2 separate regions of the Mus musculus genome follow, and region 1 is linked to region 2. A link is a loop called in an ENCODE intact Hi-C map of the cell type or tissue named here. Cell type or tissue: heart. All regions are shown on one strand. Each heading gives the region's core, and the rest is flanking DNA. Links, peaks and the distances in the headings are about the cores only.

Region 1 (15,664 bases), core at 7,665-15,664, 310 kb after region 2:
AGGGGACTTGGTAAGTGTCCACCTTACCCATGTGACATTGGGTATGTCCCCAGATCTTGGGATCATTGTAAGAGCTAAGGGGACATAGATGGGAATCTGGGAGGCACTGAACCGATAGTGGCGTTGGGGCTGTGACTCCCTTGCTGGGTTGGTGACACTTGTGTCACTGGTCAGTAGTAGTAAGCATACCATGCAGGAAATGTTGAGCAGGGCCAGAAATGGGTGGTGGATTCAAATTCTGCCTTGGGACAGGGCTGATAAGGTCATTAAAAGGGTGAAAGCTTTGGGTCCAGCAACAGGGAATCAAGCTAGACCTGAACAAAGACTGGCTGACAAGGATTAGAAATTTCACATGACTTCCTTCTAAAGTGGGACTGGATGCCCTGAGCTCCACTATGGGTGGTGGGGTTGGAAAATGAGGCAGACTCAGGTCATCACAGAAGATGCTGAAGGCAGGATACAAGTGGATCCTCACAGACAGACCGACCAAGGAGAGCAGGCAGAAACATGGAGGCCAAGGGGCAGTCTCGGAGGACTTTCTGGAGGAGGTGGTTCAGAGTGGGACCAGGATGGTTGATATACTCGTTGTCAGCTGACTCTTTTGGGGGCTTCCCTATGTCTGGCTCGTGCTGATGAAGGAAATGACACAGAAGTTGTGGATGGGGCCAGGGTTTGGGGTATGTCATTGAGCATTTGGGCAAGTCACTTCCTCTCTGTGGTGTTTATTTCTTCATCCATAAGAGGCAGGCCCTGACTACAGCAAATGACAGGCTGAGGAGCCCTGGGGGGGGGTGGGGGGGGAGAGGGAGGGCACAGGGAGCCCGAGCAGTTGTGGCAGCTGGTGGGTCTGGCTGAGCAACACTGAAGGAAGAGCGGGGTGGGTGTTGGGGTGTACCCCTCAGCCCGGCTGCAGTGTTGTTAGATGAGTGAGGCTACTTCCTCAGCTGGGTGTCTGCCTCCCAGAGAGTGAGAGAGCAGATCCCGGGTGCTGAAGAGGTCCAGCACTGCGGCGTGTGATACCTTGCTGCCATTTAAAGAGTGAAAGCCCATGTCAAACACCTGTGGTTTTCAATAAAGACAGGCTAGTGTTCCCGGTACTCTCTGGCCTCTGCAGGAATGACCACAGGCTTCTGTCAGGGACAGTCACTTCTGGGAAGCCACTCTGACCTAGCTTGGTGCAGGCTCTAGGCTGTGGTTTCTGGGTGGTAGTGTCCAGTTTGATGTTCCTGGAGGCTTCTGAGTTGTGCTTCCAGCTCCTTCAGTAGCATTGTCCCCAAGGCTCTTAGCACCCAGTCCCCAGGTCTCTGACCTTGGCCAGTGCCCTTTAGTGCAGGAATAGGAACTTGAGAGAGGCCAGGCTCTTCTCAGGGAGAGCAGTGTGTTCCTGTTTCCCAGCCCCAGCCTGTCCAGCAGTGAGGGTTGGGATGATCCCCGTTCCCCAGTCAGCTGCCTGGGCTCAGCAGGCAGTCCTTTATACTTGGCTCTTGCTCGTGAGAGGCAGCAAGCAGTGTGACTAAGGAGAGCCCAATAGACAGTGCAAGAGCAGGCTGGGAAGATGGCCCAATGGTTAGAACGCTGGCCTGATGACCTGAATCCGATCTGCGGAACCCAGGTAAAAAGCTGGGGAGGCAGCTCAGTGAGTACAGGCTCCTGCCCTCTAGTCGGACGGCCTGAATTCAGGGTGCACATGGCAGAAAGAGAAAGCTGTCCTCTGGTGCACACACATAGCATAAAAACAAAACAAAATCAAGCCAGATGCAGTGGTGTGTGTGTGTCGCTCCAGAAGGTGAGAGGTTCCAGAAGTTTGTGGAGAGTGAGAAGAAGTTGGGCTAAGCTGCCAGCTGCACAGTGGTGAGCAGTGAGAGTCGATGTCTCAAGGGGATAGGTAAGGGACACGTGCCTAGGGTTGCTCTCTGATCTCAACAATGTATCATGGCATGTTTATGCACTGCTCACACGTGTGCATGCACTCACAACATCAGACACAAACACACACACACACGAGTGCAAAAGTAAGCATATTAGCACACTCTGTCATCCCAGCTCTCAGGAGCTTCAGTGGCAAAGGCCTTGCCTAGCCTGGGCAAGGCCCAGGGTTTGAACCCAGACAGAACAAAACAAACAAGTGTAATGAGTTTTGACATTTTAATTTATGATTTTAATGTTTACTTTTTGAGTGTGAGTGTGTTGCCTGCATGTATGTACGTGTACTACATGTGTGCCTGGTGCCTGAGGAGACCAGGAGAAGCATTGAGTTCCCTGGAAGCGGTGTGGGGGACAGGTGGTGGTGAGCTATCATTTGGGAACCTAGGTTCTCTGTAAGAGCAGCTAGTGCTCTTTACCGCTGAGTCATCTATCCAGCCCCGGGTTTTAAATTGTTAAATATTATCATCACCATCATTGTTATTAGAGTCAGGATGTTCTGTAGCCCAGGCTGGCTTTAAACTCACTGTGTATCCAAAGCAGGTGAATTCTTGATCCTTCTACCTCTACTTCCCAAGTGCTAGGTTTATAGGTGTGCATGGCCGTTCCTAACTTCACATTGCTTTATAGTATTTTAAACCTAAATATCCCCAATATTATTACTCATCATGCAATCAATAGCAAGACAACGAGATATTTTGCATTCTTTTTTTTTTCACTCTCTTCAAGATTCAGTGTTCCTCATTTTGGAGACCATGTTTCAAGTGTTCAGCATATATGGCCGTGCCAGCTACCTATTGGGCAGGGCAGGGCTAGATGTGTTAAGACTGCTTCTTCTTAGCCATATGACATAGATAAGTCACTCAACTTCCCTCTACTCCAGCCTCTTTATCTTAAAATCTCTAGACTGTTCTTTGTACTTCACAGATCGTGGCGAGGATAAGTGAATTTCAGTGTGGAGACACTGGGTAGAATGCATGGTGTTTGTCTTTTTCCCCCCCAAGACAAGGTTTCTCTGTGTAGCCCTGGCTGTCCTGGAACTCACTCTGTAGACCAGACTGGCCTCAAACTCAGAGATCCTCCTGCCCCTGCCTCCCTAGCGCTGGGATTAAAGATGTGAGCCACTTTGTCTTTTTAAAGCAGCCATTTAATTCATCCGCCACTCAGGCCAACACTTTCTCCAGGGTACCAGTTACTTACCATGTGTTTTAGAGGCTGGGGAGATGACTCAGGGGTTAAGAGCACTGACTGCTCTTCCAAGGAACCCAGATTTGATTCCCAGCACCCACACAGTGGCTCACAACTGTCTGCAACTCCAGTCTCAGGACATACATGCATGCAAAATACCTATGCACATAAAATAAATAAAATCTTCAAAATTTCTTTTAAAAAAATCTCAGTTTAAAATCACATTCCTGGGGCCAGTGCTGTCTGTAAAGGGCCACCTAAGGACGGGGACCTCGTGTCTATCCCTTCATCTAAGAAGCTGAGCATTGTTCTGTACTCTTGGGGGACACAGTACAGGATTCCCTGGGGTCCTGGCCAGCCGACATAACCTAGTTAGTGAGCTCCATGTCCCAGTCAGAGATTTGAAAGCGAGGTAGCTATGTCTTGAGTGACACTGGAGATTGACCCCTGGTCCACACACCCCTGCACACATTTGCAGCAGATCCCTCACAGGCCCTGGTACTAGCACAGATACCCATAGACACCCACATACACATAAAGCACCATTTTGTTTTTGTTTTTGTGGGAGGTGTTATTTTGCTTGATTTTTTTTTTTTTTGAGACAGGGTTTAACTATGTAGTCCAGGCTAGCCTGGTACTTGTTTTGTTGTCCAGGGTGGCCCCTTCTTCATAACAGTTCTTCTGCCTAAGCCTCCTAAGTACTGGGAACCAGATGTGTACCACCACACCTCGTTCCATGTCCCTGGGGTTTTGTTTTGTTTTGTTTTGCTTTGTTTTGTTTTCCGAGACGGGTTTCTCCGTTTAGTCCTGGCTGTCCTGGAACTCACTTTGTAGACCAGGCTGACCTCGAACTCAGAAATCCGCCTGTCTCTGCCTCCCAAGTGCTGAGATTAAAGGTGTGTGCCACCACCGCCTGGCCCATGTCCCTGTTTTAACCCTGTTCTAAGCAGTGACTGTTGTAGCATCTACTTACCATAAATAAATGGTCATGAGTGCCTCCAAAGCCATTGTGCAGGGCCCAGCAGTTACTAGGACACTTCTGCCCTGGTTTTGCCCCAGGGAGGGGTCTGTCCATTCTACTGTGCTCACGGCCCCCCCCCCCCCCCCCCCACCTCACAGAGCCTGGTCCTTGTGAGCGGCAGGAGCATGGGTCTGTCAGCTAGCCTGTTCTCTCTTCCTCTGGAAACCCCCTATTGGCTCATTCTCCTCAACCCTTCTCATGTCCTTGCCCCAGTTTGCCACACTTTTGTCTCAGCCTGCTTCATGGCCTCCAGATTAGTGTGGTCTTGTGTTCCTGTGTCCCCAGCTCTCCTGTCAGGAAAGCATCCTACCCTCTTGCCTCCCTCCCTGATGCAGTCTCTTTGCCAGACTCCTGTGTAGGCAGTCCACCGCTGGGGTCCCAGCCCTGAGCCTGTTAGTAACTGCATGTCTTACCTCTTAAAGGGACCGCCCCATCCCAACCTCCCATCCCTTCTCCTGGAAGGAGTTTCTCTGGTCTTACTCCATGGCCAGCATCCTGGTGCTCTGGAGCCTTCTCTCTGCCTGCTCTCTTTCTTTACCTCCTCCTTGGCTCTACTTTCTTTCCCTGTCTCTGGTTTGCCCCACTTCATCCCCCTTTCCCTTTCTCTCTCCTCCTAGCATTGCTTGTCTCATTGATTTTCTCCCCCATCTCTGTCCCTGCAGCTCCCACCTCAGAGCATCATGAGGAGCCCTTGGGACTAGGAACAACCTCCTTGGAGGACCAGGTGTCCTTGGTGGCAGGTAAGTGAGGAGCTGGGATCCTGAGGTGGAAGTTTCATGGAGACTGAGACTCGGGCTTTTATATTCTGTTTGGGGAGCTGATGTTGTAGGCAGAAGATGAGGCCTGAAAACCTGGTAAAGCCTCTCTGAGGGGCTCTGGGAGGAGAGGGCAGGTTCCCAGGCTGACTGATTGGTGTCTCCTCCTTGCTTGCTGAGTTTTGGTTTCTTTTTCATTCCCAAGCAGTCTTGATGATAATAGCCCTCCCCCTTTTCAACATTTATTTTGTTTGTGTGTGTATGTATGTGTGTGTATGTGTGTGTGTGTGTGTGTGTGTGTGTGTGTGTGTGTGCTGTGCTGTGCTCTCTGGTGCCCTAGCATGTATATGGAAGTCAGAGGACACCTTGTAGGAATCTGAAGGAGTGTTCCCTGCTTCCGCCCTAGGGATTGAACTCAGGTCATCACCTTTACCCACTGAGCAACACGTTCTCTTAAAATTGAATTCATTTTGGGGTCTTGTGGCACAAAATCAAAAAGAAGGACCTAAAAGGATCCTGTCTCCTCACCTGCCATTTCTCCCCAAGCATAGCTTTTGTTTGTTTGTTTTTGTTTTTCTGAAACAGGGTTTCTCTGTGTAGCCCTGGCAGTCTTCGAACTCACTCTGTAGACCAGGCTGGCCCCTGCCTTCTGGGTGCTGGGATTAAAATCATGTGCTGCTGCCACCACCTGGCCCAAATGTAGCTTCTTATGCATCTCCCAGATGTGTGTGCTGTGGTTTGTTGTTGTTTGTTTTGCTTTAGCTCAGATGTTTATACAGTGATGTTCTGCACCTTGCTTTTTATGCTCAAGCGTACATCTTTAACATCAGTTTATATAAACCTTAGGGCCTTACCCAGTTTCAGGTTTTCAGTTTGGAAATTGCTTTCAGGTTCTAGTTCAACCGTGGAAGATCTTCTTCCTGCTATTATGCGATTGAGGGCCGCTGTCCCCAAGAACACTGAGTGTATTTGTGACTGTTCTTTTAAAACTCACATAATTGAACACTAGGTGGCAGAATATAGAAGGAGCCATCTTCCTCCACACCAAGGTAGTTTACTCCAGGGAAGCTGAAGTTTTTGTGTTCAAGGTCGTTCTAGGACTCAGAGAGGGGCCCGAGCTATGCAAGGTCCTATGTTCAGTTGATTTTTCAAACAGTAAGATATTCTTGTGTTCTCTTCCCTCAAAAGATCATCTGTGTTTCTGTCCCTGTCCCCTCAGCACCTCTCAGCCCTTAACTTCCTTTCTGTAAGGAGAGTTCCTTCGTGTGACCTTGCCTCCTGTCTCTGGAGACACATGGACACACTTATCCTGACACTCAATTTGTCGTTACTGTTGTTGGCTCTTCTTGTATGTACAAGGCAGAATGTAACAACCCTGTTTTGGTTCTTGGTCACATAACAGGGAGCTCATTCATGCCAGTGTAAAAGGATCTTCCTCATTTTCCTAGCCACTTGGTATTTTATTGCATGATTACCCCCTAATTTAGTCATCCATTTCCTGACTGATGGGCATTTTGGTTATTTCCATCTTCTATAAAACACACAGTTTGGTCGCTGATAAACTTCCATATGTGCTGCTTTGGACGGGTGCCAGTAACACTGCAGGAGAAACACCTTTATTTGTGTTTTAACCCAGGGTGACTAGGTCAAAAGGCAGCAGCAGAGGGGCTCTTCTAGTGGCTATGATATTGCCCTTCCTGGAGGCACCCCTGCCAGTCAGGGAGGATGTGCCTACCCCGTGCTGTGTATATTCAGGCTCTTTGTGTTGGTAGCATGCTGGGTGGAAGTCAGAATTTTACCTTTGTGTGCTGTTGAGTGTCCTGTCCTGTGTTTAAAGGCTGTGTGTGTTCTGAACTTCTCTGTTCAGATTATTCCCCACTGCCCCACACCATTCTCTCTCCATTAGTTCCGTGTCTGTTGCTGTAATAAACACCATAACCAAGAACAACTTGGGGAAGAAAGGACTTGTTTCATCAAACAGCCTAAATCATGAAGGGAAGTCAGGGCAGGAACTCAAGGCAGAAACCTGGAAGCAGGAACTGAAGCAGAGCCCAGGGAGGAGTGCTACCTGCTGGCTTGCTTCTCATGGCTTGCTCAGCCTGCTTCCTTATAGAAGCCAAGGACCACCTGCTCTGGAGTTGCAAGGCTCTCAGTGGTCCTGGTCCTTGCACATCAATCATTAGTCAAGGTGTCTGTCCCACAGACTCGCCCACAGGCCAGTCTGATGGAGGCAATTCCTCAATTAGCATTTCCTCTTCCCAGTAACTCTAGCTTGTGTGGAGTTGACAAATTACAATGTGCTCACTCTTGTGTGCTTCCTTACCCACTTGGGTTCCTATTCTCTCCCCCTCCCCACCATCCCCCCTCTCCCCGCCCCCTCCTCTCTCCTTTTCATTTGTAAGAGAGTTTCAAGTAGCCCAGGTAGGCTTTAAATGAATACTGTCTTCCTTCAGCCTCCTGAGCGCTGGGATTACAGGTCGGCTCTTCCAAGCCCAGCTAATGTCCTGTTTCTAGGTGCTTCTCAGCCTTTGGGAAGTAAGGGGCCAGGGAACACCTCCTCGGTGGTTTCTTACCTCCCACTTTGTTTATAGTGGGTTCTACCATGCAGAGTAGCTTGACATGACACTTAATGACAAGGACTGTCTGGGGGAAAATGTAGGGAGCGACAGGGACGTGGCTGGATTGGTAGAGTGCCCTGTTAAGGAACAGAAAGCTCTAAGTTCAATACTCAGCGATGCATAGCAGGGTGTGGTGGCACATGCCAGTAACTGGCAGGTGGAGGAGGAAGGCTTTGAAGATCAACATCATCCTCAGCTACCAGGGGAGTTTGAGACGAGAGAATCAATACATACTTATGTGATGACACCTATCCTGTTTGTCCGGGTCATCTTATTTGTGTGTGTTTTGTTTGCATGTTAGACTGCCCGTCATGTGTGCCTGGTGCATGAGGAGTGTGTGTTGGATGCCTAGGGACTGGAGTTACTGACTACTGTGAGCTACCATATGGGTGCTAGGGAATCAAACTTGGGTCCCTTGGAAGAGCACCCAGCGCTCTTATCCACCAAACAAGCTTTTCAGCCCCATATACAGCCCCCCCCCCTTTTAAGTCCTCAGACTTTTATTCAGGTAGCTTCTCTGACTGCCTTCTTCTCCCGTGTGAGAACATTTTTAACTCTTCCTGTTCCCTTCTGTCCTTCGCTCTCTTCCCCTCGCTGGGAATCAGCCCATCAAGTGCACTGGGACAGAGCTGTGTCGCCTCTCTTGGTATTTTGTGTTTTGTGAGACTGTTGTTGAGTTGGGTCTTTCATCCTGGTTCCCACCTGGTTACGGCACAGAAATGCCGCCATCTGTTGTGTTAACTTTGAACTCAGCGATCATACCAAACTCTTCTATTTGTGCTCATAAGTTTCTCAGAGAAGGAACTTGGGCTCCCATCTCAAAACTCTTATGGGCAACTGTGGATGGTTTATCTGTCCTGGTTTATATTTGCAACCATTTGCTTATCTGTGGTTGCCTAGAACTTTCAGAGCAAGCTGGACAATAAACCCAATGACAAAATCACTGTCTTGTTCCTCACTGTAATGGGAATGTTTTTCAGATTTTATTTTTAATTATGTGCATATGTGTGTGTTCCTGCTTGTTGGTATGTGTGCCACATGTATGCAGGTTCCTTCAGAGGCCAGAAGAGGGCACTGGATCCCTGGGGGACTAAAGTTACAGGTGGTTGTAAGCCATCCAACATGGTTGCTGGTCCTCTGGAGGAGCAGCGAGTGCTCCTGACCTCTAAGCCATGTCTCCATGCCCCTGCAATTGGACTTTTCTCGTAGTTTGAGGTTATATGAGGTTTGTTTAAGTCTGTTAAGTTAGCTCAGTGCTGAACCCTACCATCACCTCCTCAGTGCTGTGGGGATGACCAAGAGCCTTCACTCTTTGGATCTCTTAGTTGCCTCTTCCTGTCTTCCTTGGACTCTCAGCAGAAAGAGGCTCTCAAGTTCTTGATATGAGGGTGAGTTCCCACTGCTCAGTGCCTGGTGTGAGGGAGAGTTCCCACTGTCCAGTGCCTGGTGTGAGGGTGAGTTCCCACTGCTCAGTGCCTGGTGTGAGGGTGAGTTCCCACTGCTCAGTGCCTGGTGTGAGGGAGAGTTCCCACTGCTCAGTGCCTGGTGTGAGGGAGAGTTCCCACTGTCCAGTGCCTGGTGTGAGGGTGAGAGTTCCCACTGCTCAGTGCCTGGTGTGAGGGTGAGTTCCCACTGCTCAGTGCCTGGTGTGAGGGTGAGTTCCCACTGTCCAGTGCCTGGTGTGAGGGTGAGTTCCCACTGCTCAGTGCCTGGTGTGAGGGAGAGTTCCCACTGCTCAGTGCCTGGTGTGAGGGAGAGTTCCCACTGTCCAGTGCCTGGTGTGCGGGTGAGTTCCCACTGTCCAGTGCCTGGTGTGAGGGTGAGAGTTCCCACTGCTCAGTGCCTGGTGTGAGGGTGAGTTCCCACTGTTCAGTGCCTGGTGTGAGGGAGAGTTCCCACTGCTCAGTGCCTGGTGTGAGGGTGAGTTCCCACTGCTCAGTGCCTGGTGTGAGGGAGAGTTCCCACTGTCCAGTGCCTGGTGTGAGGGTGAGTTCCCACTGTCCAGTGCCTGGTGTGAGGAAGTGTTCCCACTGTCCAGTGCCTGGTGTGAGGGAGAGTTCCCACTGTCCAGTGCCTGGTGTGAGGGTGAGTTCCCACTGTCCAGTGCCTGGTGTGAGGGAGAGTTCCCACTGCTCAGTGCCTGGTGTGAGGGTGAGTTCCCACTGCTCAGTGCCTGGTGTGAGGGAGAGTTCCCACTGTCCAGTGCCTGGTGTGAGGGAGAGTTCTCATTGTCCAGTGCCAGGCTGCTTTGATGACTGAGTCAATGAACGAATGGATGAACAAATTAATGTGTTTGTTTGTTTGTTTGCTTGTTTTTTAACTCTGTCTTGGTGGTAGGGGAGGGGATTGCACAGAAGGCCAGGATCCAGAGGCTGTGTGGCCTGGAACCTTCAGGGGCTCCTTTCCGAGGGGTCTTCCCCCCTCCCCCCAGGCACTCCACTTAAGGGACATGGAGGCCAGCAGTGTGGCCTTCCATCCCACATGTGCTCACTGAGCCTCCAAACCTGGCCCTCACCTGGGGATAGGTGCCTCACAGGGATTGGGCCCTGGCCTGTGTCTTGCAGAGAAGAGTGAGTACGGGTGTCTTGCCTAGTACCGACCATGCCATTTCTCATGGCAGTAGCTGAGCCTGTAGGTAGGGGGTGTGATGGCTGTAGAGGAGATGATATGTGAAGAAACCTTGAGTAGATGCTACAAACACAGGGACTCACAGAGTAGGGAGACGAGGGTTATTCTGTCAGGCCTGGCAGCTCAGCTTTGCCTGGTATGTAGTCACAGTGTAGATCTACAAGAATAGAACTGGGGTTGGGCATTGTGGCACACACCTATCGTCTCAGTGCTCAGGAACCTGAGGGAGGAGGACTGATGTAAGTTCAGGCTAGCCTGGGCTACGTAGTAAGTTTAGGGCTAGTTCAAGGCCAGAGCCAAAGAGGCACATAGCAAAATCCAGGGTCAAAACATGAAAGCCACTAACAGCGAGAGAATAGACTTTGAGTTCATGGCATAAGCAGGTCTGGGTATTTCAGTTTTCAGCTTTCAAGGCTTTTGTCTTTCAGGATTGTAGTCTCTGGGATTTAGGCTTTAGATTTTGTTCTGTTGGAATTCTGCCTTTGAAATTATAACATTCAGGATTCGAACCAGCATAGTGTGGAAGCTCACAGAGCGACACTGTTGGCCATGTTCCCCGGGTTGCTGCGCCTCTCACCTGTGACCTTCTGTTCCAGGTCTGAGCCTAGCCCTGGGCCTCTGCTGACAGAAGCCATGGCAGAGGGTTACGATGCCGCACTGTCTGTAGCTGAGTGGCTGCGGGCACTTCACCTGGAGCAGTACACGGCACTCTTTGAGCAGCACGGACTGGTGTGGGCCACCGAGTGCCAAGGCCTCAGCGATGCTGGCCTGCTAGACATGGGCATGCACCTCCCCGGCCACCGCCGCCGCATCCTGGCTGGTCTTCACCGCGCCCATGCACCCCCAGTCCCTCTGCCTCGCCCCGCCCCACGGCCCGTGCCGATGAAGCGACACATCTTCCGTTCACCACCTGTGCCCGTCACTCCACCAGAGCCGCCGCCCACAGCTGGAGAGGATGAGGGTCTGCCTGCCGCTCCACCTATCCCACCCCGCAGGAGCTGCCTCCCACCTGCCTGCTTCACTCCGACATCCACAGCCGCCCCAGATCCTGTGCTGCCCCCACTGCCTGCCAAGAGACACTTGGTAGAACCCAGCGTTCCTCCTGTCCCTCCTCGAACCGGACCCCCCTACCCACAGGCCAGGTGAGTGACATCACGGCTGGTGGGTGGAAAGACCTAGAATGCAGAGGAACCAGGGTTGGAGGAATGACCCTGACTGCTGGTGGGGACACAGGTTTAGAGAGAAGAGAGCAGGGCCAGGCCAGGGCAGAGTTGGGTAAGGGGCAGACGGGAGGATAGCCAGGACTTAAGGATACCTAGATATGTGTAGAAAGAGCAGGGGAGCCACCAGGGTCGCGAGTGTCTATCCCAGCAATAGGGGGGACCCAAATCCCAGGACCTGTCTGAGCGGCAGCCTGCTTAACCTGCTTACTGTCGGTCCTCTTCAGAATTCCTTCTCCTCTCTCCAGCTAGTCTCCTCCTTGCTTCCCCGAACTTTTCCCACTTTCTATGGACACTCCACTACTCATTCCTCCCAGCTCTCGGCTGTTTGCTCTGGTGCCAGCCAGAGAAGCGTCTAAAGTCAGGCTCCTTTGGAGTTTTGAAGGGATGTGCTGTCAGAGGTCTCTTGTCCTTGTCACTGCTGGACGGTGTTGGTGAATTTCATTGATGTCTGCAGCAAGCCTTCTGTGGAAGGTGGGAATTGTGTTCTGATTTCTAGCTGGGAACCTGAGGCTTGGGAAGGACTAGCTGGATCCATGCAGGCGTGTGGGAGTGATGGGAGGTGGGGGCAGGGTGCACTTTTGTGGAGAAAACCTGTGAGGTTTTGTCCATCTAGAGAGTAGCATTGAGTCAGAGGATCTTCTAGCCCAAGCCAGGTCTGAAATTATGAGATGTAATTGATGGAAGAAATCACAAGATGTTTTTTGTTTCCTGGATCCTTGGGACCCTGTTTCCACAGTATAGATTCATGGTTCTTAGTGCTATTGTACCCTCTAGTGGCCATTCTCCTGAGTGCAGAAGAGAGAGAGAGAGAGAGAGAGAGAGAGAGAGAGAGAGAGAGAGAGAAGACTCAGAGTTGCTGGAATTCAAGATACCCTGGATTTACCATGCCACATCCCTTTTCTCCTGCCTTCTCCTAACCCAGGGTGTAGATTTTGATTTTTTTTTAACCTTAATTTTAAATGTTTTAACCTCCTTTCAAGTCCACCATCCACCAGAGGTAATAGAAAAGAAAGGTTATTAGTATATGGGAGCAGTGGACCTGTTTAGAAATTCTTTTTTGGAGCAAATCTCATTTGAATTGTTAGGATACCAGTAGTTCAGGTCACAGAGATCATCAGTGGCAGCTCGATCGACTCCTGAGCATTTTACAAGTTTACTAGCAGTCTAGTTGGTAGTGTCAGGTTAGCAAACAGGAATCAGTAGCGGTGGCAGGACCTAGCAGTGACAGCCGGGTCTCAGCTGAATTGGCATGAGTCAGCAGGAGGGACCAGGACCATCAGAGAAGGCAGGGGCATTTTTTTTTTCAAGACAGGGTTTCTCTGTATAGCCCTGGCTGTCCTGGAACTCACTTTGTAGACCAGGCTGACCTTGAACTCAGAAATCTGACTACCTCTGCCTCCCAAGTGCTGGGATTAAAGGCATGCGCCACCACTGCTCCGCCAGGAGAAATTCTTGGCTGTGCCTTTCTCAGTGAAGCAGAGATCAAGAAGCCCCTGTCTCTGTCCGTTGGGTCCTTTTTATACTCCCCCCAAAAGTCATGCGTCTTCCACGGGTCTTGTCTCAGCGTGTGAGTCTGTCTTAGCAAAACTTCACGTGAGTCTGTATCTGCTGACGTCACTCTGTCAATTGTCCTGCGTCTGTGGAAGTGGCAAGAAGCCGTGGGAACCTCTCGAGAAGTTTTTTTGGTGTGTTTCTCTCTATGGAATCATGACAAACAAAGTCCAACAATGCGATGTAAGGTGGATGAATACACGCGTGTGGTTATTGAAGAATCCTTCATCGTGCACCGTTTCACGTCCTTGCTTTAGCAGAACGTCTTTTTACCTGTGTCTGCCTCAGGAAAACACTCTTTCACATGTTTGCCCCAGCAAAACACCATCTGACACAACTGACTTTCCAAAGAAACCATTAAGTTTCCACTTCACCAGGGTAACCCTCCAGCGATGTTTTAGGAAGGGAGAGGCCTTTAGAAGAAGACAATGGGAAGAATTCAGCTGAGATAAAATTTTAGACTATAGACCAAGGTCTATAAGCAAATCAGGAAAAGAAAACAAGAATGGGGTTTCCACCCTCTGTCTTCTGCCCTCTGCCCCCCAGGACCTGATGTCCTCTGGCCTCTGCCCTCTGCCCTCAGGACCTGATGCCCTCTCTAACTTATCTGGGCCCTCTGTGGGTCTCCTGACACTTGTACTTATTCAGGAAACTCTTAGGGTAAATAAAAATCTTATCCGAAGCCCTGAGTCCCAGGATACAAGGTTCCACTCTCACAGTCTGAATGCAGGTACTTGGCCAGGATATGGGGAGTCAAGGCCTCTAAGACATCGGGTTCTTCAGTAGTCATGGGGCTGGGGGGATTATAAAATGGTGTAATACTTGCAAGAAATCTCTGTGCATTCTTCATGGTTTTTTTTTTTTTTTTTGCTTTGGTGTTTGTTTGTTTGTTTGTTTGTTTTTCTGTGCTTTAGGATCAAGCTCAGGGCTATGCCTATGCTAGGCAAGTTCTCCACCACTGCTCTGTGTTTCCAGCCCCATCTCTTGCGCTACAAATCATCTGGACGTTACTCACAATGCCAGATGCGCTGTAAATGCTCTGTAGGTAACTACCATACTAGATTGTTAGGGAACAGGGACAAGGAAAAGCTCTCCATGTATTCACGACACATGTGGGTTTGCCGCATACATTTGGATCTGCAGTTTGTTGACTCCGTGGACGTGGAGGCAGAGGGTGCATCTTTGATCCCCTTGGGGCAAAATGGTGCCAGGCCTGACATCTTTTTCCTGGGGATGACACATCAAGAGTCATCTGCAGTCTTCAGCTCGTAGTATTTAGTTAATGTATATGAGTACACTGTCACTGTCTTTAGACACACCAGAAGAAGGTGTCAGATCACATTGCAGATGGTTGTGAGCCACCATGTGGTTTCTGGGAATTGAACTCAGGACCACTGGAAGAGCAGTCGGTGCTCTTAACCGCTGAGCCATCTCTCCAGCCCCTAGTTGTTGTTGTTTTAATTTTTATTTTATGTGAGTGGGTGTTTTGACTGTCCACATGTCTGTCCACATGTCTAGGTATACATATGCACATATGGCCAGCTGTCTGGGTGGTAGCATGTCTGTGTATTTGCATATTTGTGCTGGTTCTGCAGGTGGCCATGCTGGATCCCAATAGGTACAGGGATCTGTACAATTTCAGTGGTGACAGGCCTGTCTATGTGGCTCATTTGGGCTGAGCAGACATATACATGGGCCTGTGGCTTATTGCTGCTATGGGGATTGCAGTGCTAGGCTGTGTTGTTAATAGTGTGCAGATGCTGTTTGGGTAAATGAATTGGCACATTTATTGTTTGTGTACTGTCAAAGTGTGAGTCATTGTGCACATATGTGTGTGCATATGCTGCCAAGAGCCGTTAGAATGTCAGCTCTCCTAGGGCTGTGGGTTCTTCGTCAGTTTCCTTTACGATTGGATCCCCAACGCCTGGCGAGCAGTACCTAATAGCCCTTTATACACGTCATGGAGACGAAAGGCCCCTGAGGCCAGGAGCTTTCACACTGGGGTGCTGAGCTTGGGCGTCTGCAGATGATGTGAGCAGCCCACCCTGGGCATTGAGCTAAGGGGCCCCGAGCTCATCATCTAACTCCTCCTTAATTCGTGTCATCCCACCTGTGGGGTGGGGGTGCCTTCAGCAGAGATGGTGGGAAGCAAGAAGCTGATAGGATTCTAGGTCACAGAAAAGCTGTAAGCAAACCAGAAAACAAGGAAAGATGGGGGTTCCCTCCTTCCTGTCTAGTCAGATTGGGGGCTTTTAGAAGCAGGCTGGCATGCAGCCTGAAGACCCCACTTCACCTCTACATCTGTCACATTGTTATTTCAGCCCATGGCCATGAACTGGCTGAGGGGAAACTTGCCCAAAGCCACTCCGCTCAAGAGGGGAAACCAGTGTTCAGATCCTGCCTCCTGACCCTGTTCACCCGGCTTCAGGTGTCAGAGACAAAATCCTCAGGACTTGCTTCTTTGGATCACAGAGGAAACATTTCTGACCAAGGGTCCTAGAATCACTCCACACAGACCCTTCCAACTCTCTGTGGGTCTCAGCTTCCTCCTCTGGTACTTGGATACCTACAGGTATTTGAGGAAAAGGAAGTATTTGCCCAGAGTGGCTAGCCACTGGCTGGAGTCACACCTTGCAAGGTTTCCCTTCTCTGACCCAGAATGCCTTGCCGCTCAGCCAATCCCTTGGTCTTTCTGAAGCCTGATCACCTGTTGCTGGGGCAGAAACTCTTCCCTTCAGGGAGCCTATTTTGCAGCTT
Region 2 (16,230 bases), core at 4,195-12,194:
GCAGGAGGATTGCCACAAGTTTGATGGTAGCCTATGCTATATAATTACTTGGAGGCCATCCTGTGATACACGGTGAAATCTTGTCTCTAGAAAGATTTCTATTACTATCATTGTACTGGATAATAATAGTAGAAATGATGAAGTGTATGTGTTAATGATATGTAGTATGTTCCCCAATATTCTCCAACCGGCACCACAAGCAGTTTATAATATTTTCATCTTCGTCAACAAAAGTGCATGTCCATTAATATACAGCCACTCTTCTATTCCCCTACCCCACCCCACATCCTCAGACTTCCTTGTCTCTGTATGGACTTGCCTAGTCTGGATTCTTCCCATAATCAGAAACAGAACCATGCTGTTTCTACTTAGTGTAATGCTTTCAGGTTTCATCTAGGTCACAGATAAGCCAGAAATAGCAGTGTTTCATTCTTTTCTATGACTAACTAGCACTCAGTGTGTAGGCAGGGAGATAGGATCTTTTGAGTCTAGACCTTGAATTCACTATGTAGTCAAGGATGGTCCTCTTGCCTGCACCTCCTTGCCTGCTGGGATCGAAAGCATGCATCACTATGTCTGGCATTATCTGATGTGGGTAATTGAAGCAGAGCTCCCTGCGAGCTGGGCAAGCACTTTACTGCACTGAGCTACATCCCTGCCTTGTTTGACATTTGCTTTTTGAGGGCTACCCTGGGGAGGGAGCCAAGGCCTTGAACATACTGTACAAGCATTCTACCAGAGTTTCATTCCCAGTTCTTGGTCTTTTGAGCCAGGATTTATCAGTGTATCTTATGAAATATGTTGGGAAGCTCAGACTGGCTTCAGATATGCAATCCTCCTGCCTCAGCTTCCTGAGTGCTAGGATAATGGGTATGTGAAACCCAGTTTCACTGTCTGTATTTAAATTTTTTAAATTAAATTCTCTATTTTATTTTATGTGTGTGGGTGTTTTGTTATGCATGTACATCTTATGCCTCTTGTAATCCTGATGCCTGCATCTGTAGTTCCCTGGAACTGCAGTTATAGATGGCTGAGCCACTATATAGGAGCTGAGAATTGAACCTGGGTCCTCTGGAAGAAAACCAGTGCTCTTAGTCACTGAACTTTTTATTTATCTGTTTGGATAGTATTCTGACCACTGTTCAACCACAGTTTTATGCTAATTTATGCTAATTACCCTGCTTGGATGTATACTTAAGCAGTGGAGTTTCTAAACTTTTTGTTTTGATTTGAAACGGTGGTCTCACTGTGTAGCCTCCAGAGTGCTGGGCTGAAGTTTCTAAGTGTATGGAACCTCTGTGCTTGTCAGAGGAACTGCCATGTTGCTCCAAAGACAGGCCACATAGTTTACCTTTCCCTAGGAAGAAAGTTTCATTTTAGCCTGGTGTGGTGATCAATGCTTGTTACGTCATCCCTCAAAAGGCTGAGGTAGGAGGATCTAGGCAAGAATGAGGCTAATCTGGGCTACATAGCAAGACCCTGACTCAAAACAAAAACAGAACAGAAGGGCTATAAAGCTCCTATGGCAGAATAGCTTTCCAACATGCACAGAGCCTGGCCTTCACTCCCCAACACCACACAAACTCCATCCTAAAATCCCAACACTTGAAGGGAAAGGCAGGAGAGCCAAAAGTTCAAGGCTAGCCTCAGCTACATGTTTATAGCCAATGTATGTGGGCAAGGCACACCCAGGTATCCAGGTACATTATTCAACGTTTCCACAAATTATGGTGTGTTTTGTGTGTGTGTGTGTGTGTGTGTGTGTGTGTGTGTGAGAGAGAGAGAGAGAGAGAGAGAGAGAGAGAGAGAGAGAGAGAATGTGTGTGTTCATGTGGAAACTGATGTCATCTTCAATTGCTCTTCAACCATGTTCATTGAGGCAGAGTCTCTCAGTCAGAGGCAAAGCTCACCAGTCTGGCTAATCTTGCTAGTCAGCCTGCTCTGGGGATTTCCTGTCTCTGCCTTCTGGAACTGGAGTTACAGGTGGGCCACTACAGCCACTGAGCATCTGAAGGTTTCTGAGGACCTGAACTTTGGCATCCTCCTTGCTTTGTTTTTCAGATAGGATCTTAAGTAGCCCAGGGTGGTCCCGAACTTTCTATACAGTTGATAATGACCTTGAACCCCTGCCTCTATTTCTGGAGTGCAGAGGTTTCATGAATGGACCACCAACCTAGATTTATGAAGGGCTGGGATCCCGGGCTTTGTGCATCCTAGGTAAGCATTCGACCAACTGAGCTACACCCAGTCTTTTTAAGTCCCTAACTGCTGAGAAATACTATTACATTAAAACAAACAAACAAACAAACTTGTGCTCAGTATTAATGTGCATGGGGTTACATGTACAATTTTGTGGATCCAGTTCTTCAAACTTGGGCAGGTTCTAGGGATCCAACACAGGCTGTTCAGCTTGGGCAGCAAGTGCTCGCTACCCACTGAGCCATCTCACCAGTCTTCCAGGAGGGAGGGTATAAACCTTGGTTGTGGTGTTCACTTCGAATTTGTAGACCAGGGATCCATGGTTCAGCTGTCTTTGGTTTTCAGGGCTGGCTCCTTGGAACCAAATGACCTTTGACAATGTCAAGGTCAAGGCTGACGGGGAGTAGCCGAGCTGTGGACTACAGTCTCACTCCACAACAACACTAGGTGTTATTTGAATCCTGAGGCTGTCACTCCTATAAAGGACAGCATCTATAATTTAATTGAATGGGTTAGGTTCTGCCCCTAAGGCCTTCTGGGAAATTTATACTGTCTACTTTGGTAGGTGAGAAGCCTTAATGCTGGGGGCTACAAACCTGGCCTTCTCCAGAATTGGAAGCTTAATCCAGCATGAAATGGAAAGAAAAATATTGGCCTTAATATATTCCCAAGAGACCAGCTGGCTTGCCCTTCCCCCCAAGAATGTCACGATAGCTCAGTAGGTAAAGGTGTGTGCCTCCAAGTCTGATAGCCTGAGTCCCACCTTCAGGACTCACATGATGGAGAGAAGTGACTCTCATAAGTTGTCCTCTGAACTCTACACATGCTCTGTCTTTCTGTCTGTCTGTCTGTCTGTCTCTCTCTCTCTCTCACACACACACACCCTACATAAGTAAGTAAATGTAAAAAAATAAGGATGATTCAAATAAAAGGTGCAAGGTTCTCATGTAACCAAGGGTGGCCTTTAATACACTTTATAGCCAAGGATGAAGGTGAATTTCTGTTCTTTCCACCTCTACCTCCTGAGTACTTGGTTAGACCTCAGGGCCTCACACATCCTAGGTAAACACTGTCCTGGCTGAGCTACATCCCCCGGCTCCTAGAACTATATTTTCAATGTTTATTCAGTCGCTTGTGAGCTGGTTTCTAGTAGAATTGGTTACTCAGTTGCCCATGCTTCAGACATAGCGTCACCTATGCGTTATTTCAATATGTCTACCTACTAAATGCACAATCCACCAGTAATAAAACAGACCTTTACAAAATAGAAGGGGTCTGCTATCAGGAAAAAGACAACTTGAAGAATGGGAAAATATGGGATGGATCCCAGGTGGAGCAGTCTCTGGATGGTCATTCCTTCAGTCTCTGCTCCAAACTTTGTTTCTGTAACTCCTTCCATAGGTATTTTGTTCCCCCTTCTAAGAAAGATTGAAGTATCCACACTTTGGTCTTCCTTCTTCTTTAGTTTCATGTGTTTTGCAAATTGTATCTTGAGTATTCTGAGTTTCTGGGCTGAATATCCTAAATATCCACTTATCAGTGAGTGCATATCACGTGTGTTCTTTTGTGATTGGGTTACCTCACTCAGGATGATATCCTGGAGATCCATCCCATAAACAACCACCAAACCCAGACACTATTGCAGATGCCAATAAAATTTTTCTGACAGGAGCCTGATATAGTTGTTTCCTGAGCGGCTCTGCCAGTGCCTGACAAATACAGAAGTGGATGCTCACAGTCATCTATTGGATGGAACACAGGGCCCCCAATGAAGGAGCTAGAGAAAGTACCCAAGGAGCTGAAGGGGTCTGCAACCCTAAAGGAGGAACAACAATATGAACTAACCAGTACCCCCAGAGTTCCCTGGGATTAAACCACCAATCAAAAAAAAAAAAAAAAAAAAAAAAAAAACGTGGTGGAACTCGTGTCTCTAGCTAGTACATATGTAGCAGAGGATGACCTAGTCAGTCATCAATGGGAGGAGAGGCCCTTGGTCTTGTGAAGGTTCTATGCCCCAGTATAAGGGAAAGCCAGGGCCAGGAATGGGTGGGTTAGGGAGCAGGGCGGGGGCGGGGGGGGGGGCGGAGGGGATAGGGGTTTTCAGAGGGGAAACTAGAAAAGGGGATAACATTTGAAATGAAAATAAAGAAAACATCTAATAAAATAAAGAAAAAAAAAAGAAACTAAACCAAACCAAACAAACAAACAAAATGTGGAAATACTGGCAAGTCATATATCTGAGTGATTTTTATCTAAAATATGTAAGAACTATTAGAATCGGCTGGGCGTGGTGGCACACTCCTTTAATCCCAGTACCTGGGAGGCAGAGGCAGGTGGATTTCTGAATTCGAGGCCAGCCTGGTCTACAGAGTGAGTGAGTTCCAGGACAGCCAGGGCTACACAGAGAAACCCTGTCTCGAAAAAAAAAACCCAACAAACCAACAACAAAATAATAATAAAATAAAATAAAAAATAAAGAACTATTAGAACCAATAACGAACAGCAAGTCAGGTTTAAATGGGCAAAACATCTGATGAGCATTTCCAAAGGTCATGGGCAATAAACACATGAAAAGATGCTTGATTCTTGCTAACTAACCATCTGGGAAATGCAATTAAAACCACAGTGGAAATCCCCCTGTTCCCCCTGAGGATAGCCATAATGAAACAGTGCGTGGAACAGCTAAGGTTAGGGAGGAAGCGGGGAGATCAGAAGCCTAGGAGATTCCTGGCTGGTGTGTAAGACTGTGCCGTTATTATACTTTGAGGGCAGAAAAGTCTAGGAGTTCCTCAAACAGTTAACACAGAATGAGTGTAGAAAGCCTGAACAGTTTCCCTCCTAGGAGGGTCACAGTCAAAGACAGCTTGGTTGTTCCACATCCCCAGGACAGATGAAAAGATGATGCTGGCCGGGATGGGGGAGGTGGTTCAGCAGTTAGGCATGCATGTTGTTCTTCACAAGGGCTTGAGTTGTCAGCTGCCTGTCACTCCAGCCAGTCTCCAAGGGCACCCATGCACCCACCGCAGAGGCTTACACGCACATGGCATATGCTTGCACAGACACATATGTGTTAATACAAATAAAAAAATCTTTAAAATGATAATGTCTCGTCCCTCAAAACCAGAACACTCTCTCTCTCTTTCCCTCCCTCCCTCCCTCCCTTCCTTTCTTTCTCTTTCTTCCTTTCTTCTCTCTTTCTTTTTTTATTTTCTTTATAATTATGTGTGTGTTTGTGTGTTCAAAAGTATCCATGGAATCCAGAAGAAGTTAGATCCCCTGGAACTGGAACGACAGGCAGTTGTGAGATTCGAGATGTGGGTGCTGGGAACTGAATTCAGATCCCTTGCACGAGTACGACTTGCTCTTGTCTGCTGGCTGACTTCTCCAGCCCCAAGGACATCAGGGTTTCCAGTAACATTACTCAGGATAGTAAAAAACAAATTAATAAAATGTGGACATAACCCAAATATGTGTACACTGATGAACAACTGAACAAAATGTAGCACATCCAGGCCCTAGACCATTACAGGTCCTGAAAGGGGATGAGGTACTGATACATGGTATGAAACAGGTGGATCCTGACACTGTAAGGTGGGTCACAAAAGATCCCATTTACATGAAAAGTCCCGAATACGTAAATCTGTCAAGATAGCAAATAGATTTGTGGTTGGTTAGGGATGAGGGGCAGGAGGCAGGGAGGCAGGGATGGGGAGTGCTTTCTAAAGAGTGTGGGGGTTTTTTGTGTGGTTTTTTTTTTTTTTTTGAAGTTCAAGCAATGATCTAAAATTGAATGTAGTGATGATTCTGTATGACGATGGATATTTTGAAAGCAGTGACAGCCAGACACAGTACAACACAACTGTTGTCCCAGATGCTAGAAAGCTGAGACAAGAGAATTGAGTGGGCCTAGGATATTTACCCATTTACTTTCTTTCTGACAAGGCCTCAGGTACCTCAAGATGACTCTGAGCTTCTGATTTGACATCACGTCCCAGATGCTGGGGTTACAGGCACATAGCAGTTAGGGCTGGAATCCTGAGCCTTAAGTGGACTAAGCAAACATCTAGCAATATAGCAAGACCCTGTCTCAAACAACCTGTAACCCCAGCTACAGGTCTGTGTGTGTGTGTGTGTGTGTGTGTGTGTGTGTGTGTGTGTGTGTGTGTGTGTGTCTGAAGCAGCCTGTCTGGGTTACAGGATGAGTTCATGGCCACTTGGAATAATTAGCAAGAATCTCTCTCCAAACAACAACTCGGGTTGCTAGCCCTGCAGAGTGCATGTACCCACTGAGCCGTCTTCAGCCCCTCTGTAATTTCCTATTTGTCTTTTAAAGAAATACAATCAATCCTTAGTGTACATGGAGGACTAGTTCTAGGTACCCGGATGGATGGCTGTTCAAGTCCCTGCTAAGAGCTGCCAGAGTGTGTGCATACAGCTGTGCGTACTCCTCAGTAGAATGCAAATCATCTCCAGATTATGTGTGACACCTAATGCAATGCAAATAGATGCCACACTGCATTGTCTAGGGAATAGTGGCAAGAAGTCAAAGTCTGTGGATGCACAGAATCATCTGCATATTGAGCTTCTAAAGAAGGGGTGGCCTGAGTCTGTGAAAGGAGAACTGAAAATTCGGATGGACGATTAATACCGTAATACCAGCAGCAGGAAGTTAAGGTGTAGGGTGACAGATTGCATATATATATATGCATACATATACATATACATATATATAGATATATACATACTCCTATTTTATGAATTTTCTTCAGTGAACAGAGAAAAATGAGAGGTAAAAAAAGTGCTCGTGTATGGGGCTGGAGAGATGGCTTAGTGGCTAAGAGCATTTGCTGCTCTTGCAGAGAACCCAGGTTCTCCTGGCCTCTGAGGGCACCTGCAAGCACATGACATACATACTGAGAAGCAGGTGTGTGCACGCACATAAAATTTATAAAGCTAAATGCCAGTTTAGATGGAGAAATAAAGTAAGCAACTGTTTTCATTTTAAAAGAAGGAAGAGAGCCAGGTGGTGATGGCATACTCCTTTAATCCCAGCACTTGGGAGGCAGAGGCAGGCAGATCTCTGTGAGTTTGAAGCCAGCCTGGTCTACAGAGTGAGTTCCAGGACAGCCAGGGCTACACAGAGAAACCTTGTTTTGAAAACAACAGCAACAAATGGAAAAGGAAGAAGGGGGAGGCAGGGAGAGGAGGGGGGAAGGCGGGGGGGGGGGGCAGGGTGGTGGTGGAAGAGAGGTGTGTGTGTGGGAGTTCTTGGTAAAGTTATTTGATTCTTAGCACAAATACAAAAGTAAAATCAAAGCAGCCACATTTACACTCACAATGCCTTCTCCATGCTTTAAGAATGCTTATGTTTGAGCATCTGTGTGGTGAGGTGTGTTAATCTGGTAGACTTGTATGTGAGAGCATGGGTGCACGTGTCCTTGCACTTGCAGGGAGGCCCGAGGAGAACGCAGAAGAATGTCCTAAGCCTTTCCAGACAGGGTTTCTCACTGATGGGCAAGCCCCAGGGATCCTTTTGCTTCTACCTCCCAGAAGCTAGGGTTATAGGCTAGATATAGATAACTCCAGCTTGAGGGGTTTTTATCAACTTGACACAAGCTGGAGTTATCTGGGAAGAGGAATCTTAGTTGGTAAAATACCTCCATCCTATTGTCTGTAGGCAATTAATGATTGACATGGGATGACCCAGCCCAATGGGGCAGGGCCATTCCTGGGCAAACGGGCATTGGTGGTATAAGAAAGCAGCGAGCAAGCCCCTGCCGAGCAAGCCAGGAAACAACATTTCTTTGTGGTTTCTGCTTTAGTTCCTGCCCCAACTTCCTTCCAATGAAGTGCTGTAAGCTGTAAAAAAAAAGAAACCCTTTCCTTCCCAAGTCGTGGTATTTCATCATAGCAACAGAGACCTATGTTAAAAACAAAACCAAAAAAACTTAGTGATGGAATCTGAACCTAGGTCTTCATGCTTGTCCAGTGTTCTCACACACGGAGTCACCAACGGAGTCTCACGCGGCTCAGGCTGACCTCGAACTTCCAACATAGCTTGTTACAAACTTGGCCTCCTTATCCTCCTTCCTCTACTTGCCTAATGCTGTTACCAGCATTTGCCAACGCACCAAGCTCTCCATGGGTTTCACAGCCTGTTCCTGAACTGAGTACCATTCACTCTTGCAAGACAAAGGTTTAACTCCAAATCCGTGACCTCTACCCTGCAGGTCCCCATCAAAGCATCCCTGATTCTCATCCAGTAGAGTGGTCCTCTACTATTGTGCCTGCGGCCTCTACTATTGCGCCTCCGGCCTGCCTGCATGGAATAGCTTTTTTTTTTTTTTTTAAGTTCTTCACATTTTTATTCTTTGTGCACAAAGACTAGCATGATTGGTTCTGCTTGGTAATCAGTCGAACAATCCATTCAAGGTCGCTTAGTCCAACTTAGTCCTTAGTCATTCGCGTACTGCCGGAAGCACTGGCGGCACAAGTTCAGCCCGTATTTGCGGATCAGACCGTGGCGGTTAGAGCAGACGCGGCAAGAGCGGGAACCCTGGCCGAACTTCCGTGGGTGACTCCAGTAGAGCTGCTGGTGACCCATCTTAGCATTTTTATCCCCAGTGCCCAGCTCATTCCTTCTATCCCCAGAGAGTTCTGAGTGGGATCTCCAGAGGGATTCAAGTCCCATGGATTGGACCCCAGGTGGCGCTGTCTGCCCGTGAAAGAGTCGAGGAAACCCAGAACCCGGAGCCTCTGGTCCCGGCAGCCAGCGATGAAACCTCAAATTCCAATCCTGCTTGTCCTCGCAACATCACCCCATGAAACATCATCCCACGCAACGCATCCATGCCTGGTTTATTCTCATTCTCTCTCTCTCTCTCTCTCTCTCTCTCTCCACCTCCCACTTCCCCAACCCCACTCCACCCGCCAAATGACAACTTTCAGGAGTTGGTTCTTCTTCCATCCTTCGGGTCCTGAGGAGCAAACTCAGGTTGGTTGGCTTTGCAGCAAGTAGCGTTATCCACTGAACCATCCTACCAGAACTCGGCGCCTGGTTTTACATTTCAGCATTTCAAGGCTGGATGCCAGAAGAAGTGGGTAACCCGCAGGCTATCCCAGCTGTTTCCTGGGGGACCTAACTTTCCCAGAAAATGGCATGAATATCGTTATTTCTTTCAGAATGCCACCTAAGTCTTTCTGAGGAGACGCTACTCCCCTATCTGGTACAAACCCTCTTACCTCCCTCCTTGTTGGAAAACATGGCTACGAAGTACAAGGTTCTGATTCTGAATCTAGCCCTGGTGTGCTCATTTCCCCAAGCTTTAGGGACCCTGTGTGTGACACGCAGACTAGCCCCAGCACTCTGGGCTACCAGTCCCCAGAATCTCTGCTGATTGAGAAAGGCAAGAGGTGTGGCCAGTCAGCATCTTGGCTAAGGGCAGGCTGCCCTGGAGTTGCCAGAAGGAAAACATTTTCCGGGAGCCGGAAGGGCTGGCAGAACCCAGGGCCGGGTGGAGAGACCACAATGGACCCTTGTGTGGTGGTTTAGCTTGGACTCACCCGCAGGCCCAGCTTCTAGGGCAGGGTGGGCCCTGTTTTCTGATCTGCAGCCAGACCCAGCTCCTAAACAACCCGCCCTGGGCCCAGACAGGAGCCAGAACTTTGCTTCAAGTCCAGAGGGTGTGAAGCACACAGGCCGGTGTCCAATGGCTTACTCTCCTCTGTCAGCCTTCCTGGAATCCTCCTGGCTAAAAAACTTCACATAAGCTTTGAAGGCCCATCTTCACAACCAGAAAGGCATCCAGCCCTGGGAGGTTTCTCCTTCAGGCCACCTAAGGGAGCTCAGAGCAGACCACGGTGTCCAGCCTGTGGTGACTTTGTTAATTATGCCTGGATTCTAGCCGGGCATGGTGGCACATGCCTTTAATCCCAGCATTTGGGAGGCAGAGGCAGGCGAATTTCTGAGTTTGAGGCTAGCCTGGTCTACAGAGTGAGTTCCAGGACAGCCAGGCTACACAGAGAAACCCTGTTTCCCAAAACCAAAAACCAAAAACCAAAAAAAAAAAAAAAAAAAAAAAAAAAGCCCAGAGTCCATCTTCAAGGCTTAGCTTCTCTACCCCAGGAAGCCTCAGTTTCCCCCTCTGCCAAGAGAGTTGGTAATTCACATCTGAGGGACAGAGATGCTGAGAGGGTATTTGAAGTGTCTGGCCTAGCCTCTGTCTCAGGAAAACACCCACCCAAGCCAGGCCAGACGGCTTGTGGCAGCCTGATGGTACTGTCAGAGATCAGGCCCTGGGCTCTGAATCTCCTCTGAAGCAGCGGACAGGAAGTCCTCCAGAGCACCCTGTGGACTGTACCCAACAATTCCCTTCTCTGAACCTTGAACTAATCATGCTTCAGGACAAAGGTCCTGCCCTTGTAAGCCTCTGAGTTGTTGCTGGGGACCCTAAAATTGCCAGGGTCCCACAGGCTCCTTCATATCAGCCATCACTGATTTAATCACAAAGGAGGTCTGGAGTTGCAGCTCAGCTGACAGAGGGATGAGCTAGCACAAAGCTCTTTAACCAGCACCTTTTAATGTTGGCTATAATGGTCTCAGAAACAAAATGTAAACAAACAAAACTGCCTTAAGTAGGCAATGGTGGCCTGTGCCTTTAAGTCCAGCACTCAGGAGGCAGAGGCACGCAGATTTTTTGAGTTCCGGGTCAGCCTGGTCTACAGAACAAGTACTAGGACACCGGGGATACACAAAAAAGAAACCTTGTTTCAAAAACCCAAAACAACAATCACACACACACACACATGCACACGCACACGCACACGCACTTCCTTAAGCATAGAAAGAGATCATACTTGAAGGAATTGCCGATAAGCTGATAACAGCCTTGCAGATGTCTCACGTTTGTTGGAACTTATTATGTAACACAGCCTGGCTTCAAACTCGTGACAGTTTTCATGCTTATGTGCTGACCTCCCAAGTGCTGGTATTGAAGGTATGAGCCACCACGCCCCACACAAATTGCTACTATTTAGAACAAGGAAATTAAAGGAGAAATACGAGATGTTGCACTTGGATCAAGTTTTAAAAGGGTTGAGATCTGAGAGGACAGGAACATAATGAAATGCAGAGATGTAGATTTCATGTCAGGCTGTGTAGCAGAACAGAGAACCTAGAATGTAGCGGGTGATTCATGTTGGCTGCTCTTTGGCACTTTGGACACATTTCTTAGGAATGTCAGGACCACAGGCTCAGCCCAGGTAAGCAGACCCAAAACAGGTCAAATGGTCATTATCCCTTCAGCATAAATAAGGCTGTGGCTTATTAATTCTAGGGCTATGAAGACAGTGACTTTGTGCCCCAGTGGAAATCATGGAGCTATCTTAGGTTTGAGTAAGAAGGCCAATAACACAGAGGACTGCTTCTGTTGCTAAGCAGTAAGAATGTGTTAGCAAGGGCAAGTGAGTACAGCTGGAAATACATGGATAGAGATGATTTCTAGCCATAGTTGGGTAGACCAGAAGTCCAAGAAACTTGTCTATGTTAGAAGAGTCTCTCTCTCTCTCTCTCTCTCTCCCTCTCTCTCTCTCCTTCCTCTCTCTCTCTCTTCCCCTCCTCTGAGTTTATTTGTGTAGGAGGGGTGACATTTGCCATTGTGCCCATGTAGAAGTCAAAGGACCACTTTCAGGAGTTGGTTCTTTGCCTCCATCACGTGGGTCCTGGGTGGAACTCGGGTTGTCAGGCTTGGTGACACAGAGCTTTACCTTCTGAGCCTTTGTGCCAGTCCCAATATCTTAAATAGCCTTCAGAGCTGAAGTTTCAGCCAAGAGTGCCTAACCTGAAACTACTGGGTGTCAACAAGCCAGGAACCAGGCTACCAGTTGTTTGTTCTTCGTGGCTTTATTGCCAGGTGAGGGTCAATGTACATTAGGAAAAAAAAAAAAAAAAAAAAAAAACCAAACCTGCTGTCAGTGGGAGGTACAGCCTGCTGTTCCAAGGTCACTTCTGTTATTGGTGTAAGTTGACAGCTGGAACCTGGTGCTGGAGTTTGACCCTGATTTCCTCTCTCCATGCGCCTTCACAATTACCAACTCCGGGGCTCAAACCCAATACAGTTTGAGAAGAGAGAAGGGCACAGGTTTGAGACATGGACAAACATTGGCTTGAGTCTTTAATTTGCTGTGTGGCCAAGAACAAGGTGCTTTGCTTCTCTGAACCTGTTTTCTCCGATTTGTTAATGTGGGCAAAAACATTTGCCTTTGAGGCAATTGCCTTTGAGGTTATCCAGATAAGAAAGGCCTTGTGTGTCACAGGCCTGTTGCATAACAGGGACTCTGTAAAAGGGACTGCTCTTTCCTCTCCCCAGGTGACAATGATGGGAAGGGAGCAGCCCTGGGCTGAGGGGTCAGGACACTTGGATCTGGTGGCTGGTTTTGTGGCTCTCACTGAGTCATCTGGAGAGACCTGCTTCTTTCTGCAATTCAGTTTGTTATTTGAAATATAAGGCAGAGGGGCCGGATGGTCCTGGTCTGTTTGTGTGTCACCATGGCACAAGCTAGAGTTTTCTGAGAGCGAGGGACCTCTAAGCAGCTCTGTAGGGCATTTTCTAGATTAATGATTGATGTGGGAGGACCTAGTCCACTGTGGCCATGCCACACCTGACCAGTGGGTGCAGGTAGCCTACGAAAGCAGATGGACACCTAGTTTGGTAGCACATGCCTTTAATCTCAGTACTCAGAAGGTGAGGCACAGGGATGTGTGTGAGTTCCAGGACAGCCAGAGCTACATAGAGGGACCATGTCTCAGAAAAAAACAACAACTACAAAAAGAAAGCAGGCAGAGCAAGCTGTGGGGAACAAACGACAGCAACGGTCCTCCATGGCCTCTGCTTCAGTTCCTGCCTCCAGGTTCCTTGTATTCCTGCCCTGACTTGCCCTCAGGACAGACTAAAGACTGTAAGCTGGAATAAGCCTTTCCTGCCCAACTTGGCTTTGGTCATTCTGTTTATCACAGTGATAGAAAGTAAGCATAAATAAATAAATAAACAAAGCTTGAGTGTGGCAGGAAATGGTCTATCTTGAGAGACAGGCCCCCAGCTTGAAGCTGGACCCTGCTATTGATGCACCAGATGGCCTAAGACATGCCCCTCTCCCTTTAGACTTCAATCTTCCCATCCCTGAAACTGCAGCAGGCTCTGAAGCCCCTTTAGCTACGATGATCTGGGTCCAAGGTTCCTACAGTGTCATATTCCCAGGTAGAGCTCCTGAGTCTGGGCTACCTGTCTGCTTGCTCATATCAACTGTCTCAGCTCTCGCCCTCTCCCTGTCAGAACTTCTGGACTTCGCCCTCACAGTCTCTACTTCCTCGCCTTATCCAAGACCAAAGAGGCTTGAGACTGTTCCCCGGTTGCTCTTCTTAGCACTGAGTATCTTAGAGTCTCTCTAGAAGCTTCTCCTTAGAAGTCTTAGGGTTTTCTCCTCCAGGAGCCCATTCACTTCACTTAATACATTGGATACTTGGGGACATGCCTATCCCAGCACATGGGGAGTGGGGAGAGATCCAGCGTGGCTCTTATGTGAGTTCCAGGATAGCCAGAACTACATAGTGAGATCCTGTTTCACCTTGCCCCCTACAAACAACACTTGTCAGAGGAGTTCCCTGAGCAGTGGTGAGTACTGTGGGCACATGTTCTCATTCCCCTGCCTCTGAGAAACCCCTTTTAAAGAAGCTCTGTAGAAACACACAGTGCAGATTGGAGAACAGGAACAGAGAAATTTAGCATGTTGCTTGTCCTTGGAGATGTATCCAGAGAACTAAAGCATTCTGAGCTCTGGAATAAGAGGAAGAAGGTGGCCCTGCTGGGTTGGTCTGGTCTTGCCCAATAGGCAAAGGGTAGAGTCACACTGTCATACCCACGTGTACACACAAGCAGCTACCTGGAGGCAGTGACAGACTAGTAAGCAGGCTCCTGAAAGCAACGTTACAAAACTTGGCCAGCTGCTGCCTTCAATCAGAGAGAGGGCTGCTCAAGTGGGAAACCTGGTTTACCCTGCTGGACCTCCATCAGGGCCTGCCCCATCTGGACTTTAGTCTCCTCCTGGAGACTCAGCCAGACACAGAACTCAAAGCTGCCCCATCCATCAGGAAATAAGAAAAGGTCTAAGTAGGTGTAGCTAGGCAGCCCCCTAGAGTAGGGGTTCCTCTGATCACCTTCAAGCCAAGCCCAGTTGCCCACAGAAGTCTATACACTCATCAGCACACAAGTGTCCCTAGGGGCAGGGGTTGAGTCATCTTGAACTCCAGGGCCCATTTTAGGACTTGGCAAAATACAGACACTTTAAAAGTTCCTTCACTCTCTGCCCTATTTCGAGTCTTCCCAGCACTGACCCATCAGGGCTGTAGCAGGACCTCCTTCCAACAGAAACAAAGAGGCCTTAGAGTGGGCAGTCCCTGGCTCCAGGGTGGAATGCTAACGTTAGTCCAAAGCAGATCCTGAGGGGAGCAGAGCTGCAGATCTATGGATAAAGCCTTGACAGGCCCTGATTCCTTTGTTTCTGTCCAAATCCCTACATGATTCCCGGGCCCCAGCATATAGTCAGCCTTCGGCTGGCTAGATATAAGGTATTCAGCCGAAGTGCTAGGACTTTCTGCTTCCCCCTCCTTGGGTACTTTCCTTCACTCTGCCCTAGGAACTCAACAGGCTCTGAAGGTCATGGGCCACAGAACACCAACGTGACCTTTACTCAACAAGCTCCAGCTATGGAAAGGATAAAGGCCACTGTTCTCTACCTGGTGACTGTCACATGCTGGATTTCCTGTGAAGCACATCACAGATGCTACACATCCACACAGGACACTGGAGGAGTTAAGAGTCAAGATGTGGCTCTATTCACTGCCCCTGCACTAGACCAGTGTCACCAAAACAGCTGGGGCCAATGAGTGCATCATTACATATGCAAACCGAGATGATGCTTCCCCACACAGAAGTGAGGTCTTTTGGACACAGGTCTCACTATGGAGTGTTAGTTGGCCTAGAACTGACTGGCTTTGAACCCACAGAACTCTTCCTGATGCTGCCACCCATGTGCTAGGATTGACAGCTATGGCTACTGTTCACAGCTTTTGTATAAGCCATAGAGTAGAGAGGTTTTTGTGGGTTCCTTCCCCTTCACAGTCTCTCTTCAGGAACTCCCCCATAAGACAAGTCTTTTCTTCTAAAAGTACCGAATCCAGTTTTCTCTTCATTTGGATCCTCACCTAGGCTACAGACTCCTAGTTCTGTTTGGGGGACTCTCAACCATTCCCCCTTTTTTCTTGGCTCCTCTTTCTTACAGTAGTATATTTGACTCTGCCATGCTACCCTGGACCACTATTTATAACTGATTGATTGATTGACTAGTTGTTGATTGATTGATTGATTGATTGAGACAGGATCTCACTATGGAGCCCATGATGGCCTGGAATTTGCTATGTAGTTCAAGCTCAGAGATCTTCCAGCCTCTGTTCTTTAAATGGCTTGGATAAAAGATATTACATCACCACACCCAGTGACTTTACTTTTTACTTTAATTTTTTAAATTTTTAAAACTTTTTATTGATTCTTTATGAATTTCACATCATGTACTCTGTCTTAAAGTTTTATTGCTGTGAAGAGACACCATGACCAAGGCAAGGCTTATAAAAGAAAACATGTAATTGGGGCTAGCTTACAGTTTCAGAGGTTCAGTTCATTATCATCATGGTAGGAGCATGGCTGTGTGCAGGCAGACATGGCTCTGAAGGAGCTGAGAGTTCTATATCCTGATCCAAAAGCAGCAGAAAGAGACTGTGTGCCACACTGGACATAGCTTGAGCATAGGAGACCTACAATGACACACTTCCTCCAACAAGGCTCCACCTCCTAATAGTGCTACTCCCTGTGGGCCAAACACTCACATCCATGAGTCTATGGGGCAGGGTATTTCTGTTCAAACCACTACATACCCCAATCACACTCGTCTCCCAGACCCTTCATATAGACCCTTGCAATA

The links. Hi-C counts contacts between places; a loop is a spot of excess contacts. Peaks named below come from ENCODE experiments on the same cell type or tissue, not always from the same donor. Only the 100,000 strongest peaks of a DNase experiment are listed, where the experiment ranks them.
Region 1: it touches region 2 in a loop (7-fold over the local background); 21 of 42 quality-filtered maps call a loop at or near these places.

The regions. Positions count from the first base shown.
Region 1 is chr7:101,362,227-101,377,890 of GRCm38, forward strand. Arap1 (ArfGAP with RhoGAP domain, ankyrin repeat and PH domain 1) reads left to right here. Exons shown (of 34, transcript NM_001040111.1): 2 at 4,795-4,872; 3 at 10,730-11,275. The coding sequence starts at 10,767. Among named protein-coding and RNA genes, the nearest start is that of Gm35219, 15 kb to the left of the region's middle. In heart, for the core only: CTCF peaks have their summits at 12,123 (motif pointing left) and 12,325; a DNase peak (open chromatin) is centred at 11,115; H3K4me3 peaks cover 167 bases; H3K27ac peaks cover 621 bases; H3K27me3 peaks cover 1,054 bases.
Region 2 is chr7:101,052,673-101,068,902 of GRCm38, forward strand. It overlaps the pseudogene Gm5735. Among named protein-coding and RNA genes, the nearest start is that of Fchsd2, 48 kb to the right of the region's middle. In heart, for the core only: a CTCF peak has its summit at 8,896 (motif pointing right); DNase peaks (open chromatin) are centred at 7,929, 8,859 and 9,729; H3K4me3 peaks cover 630 bases; H3K27ac peaks cover 1,022 bases.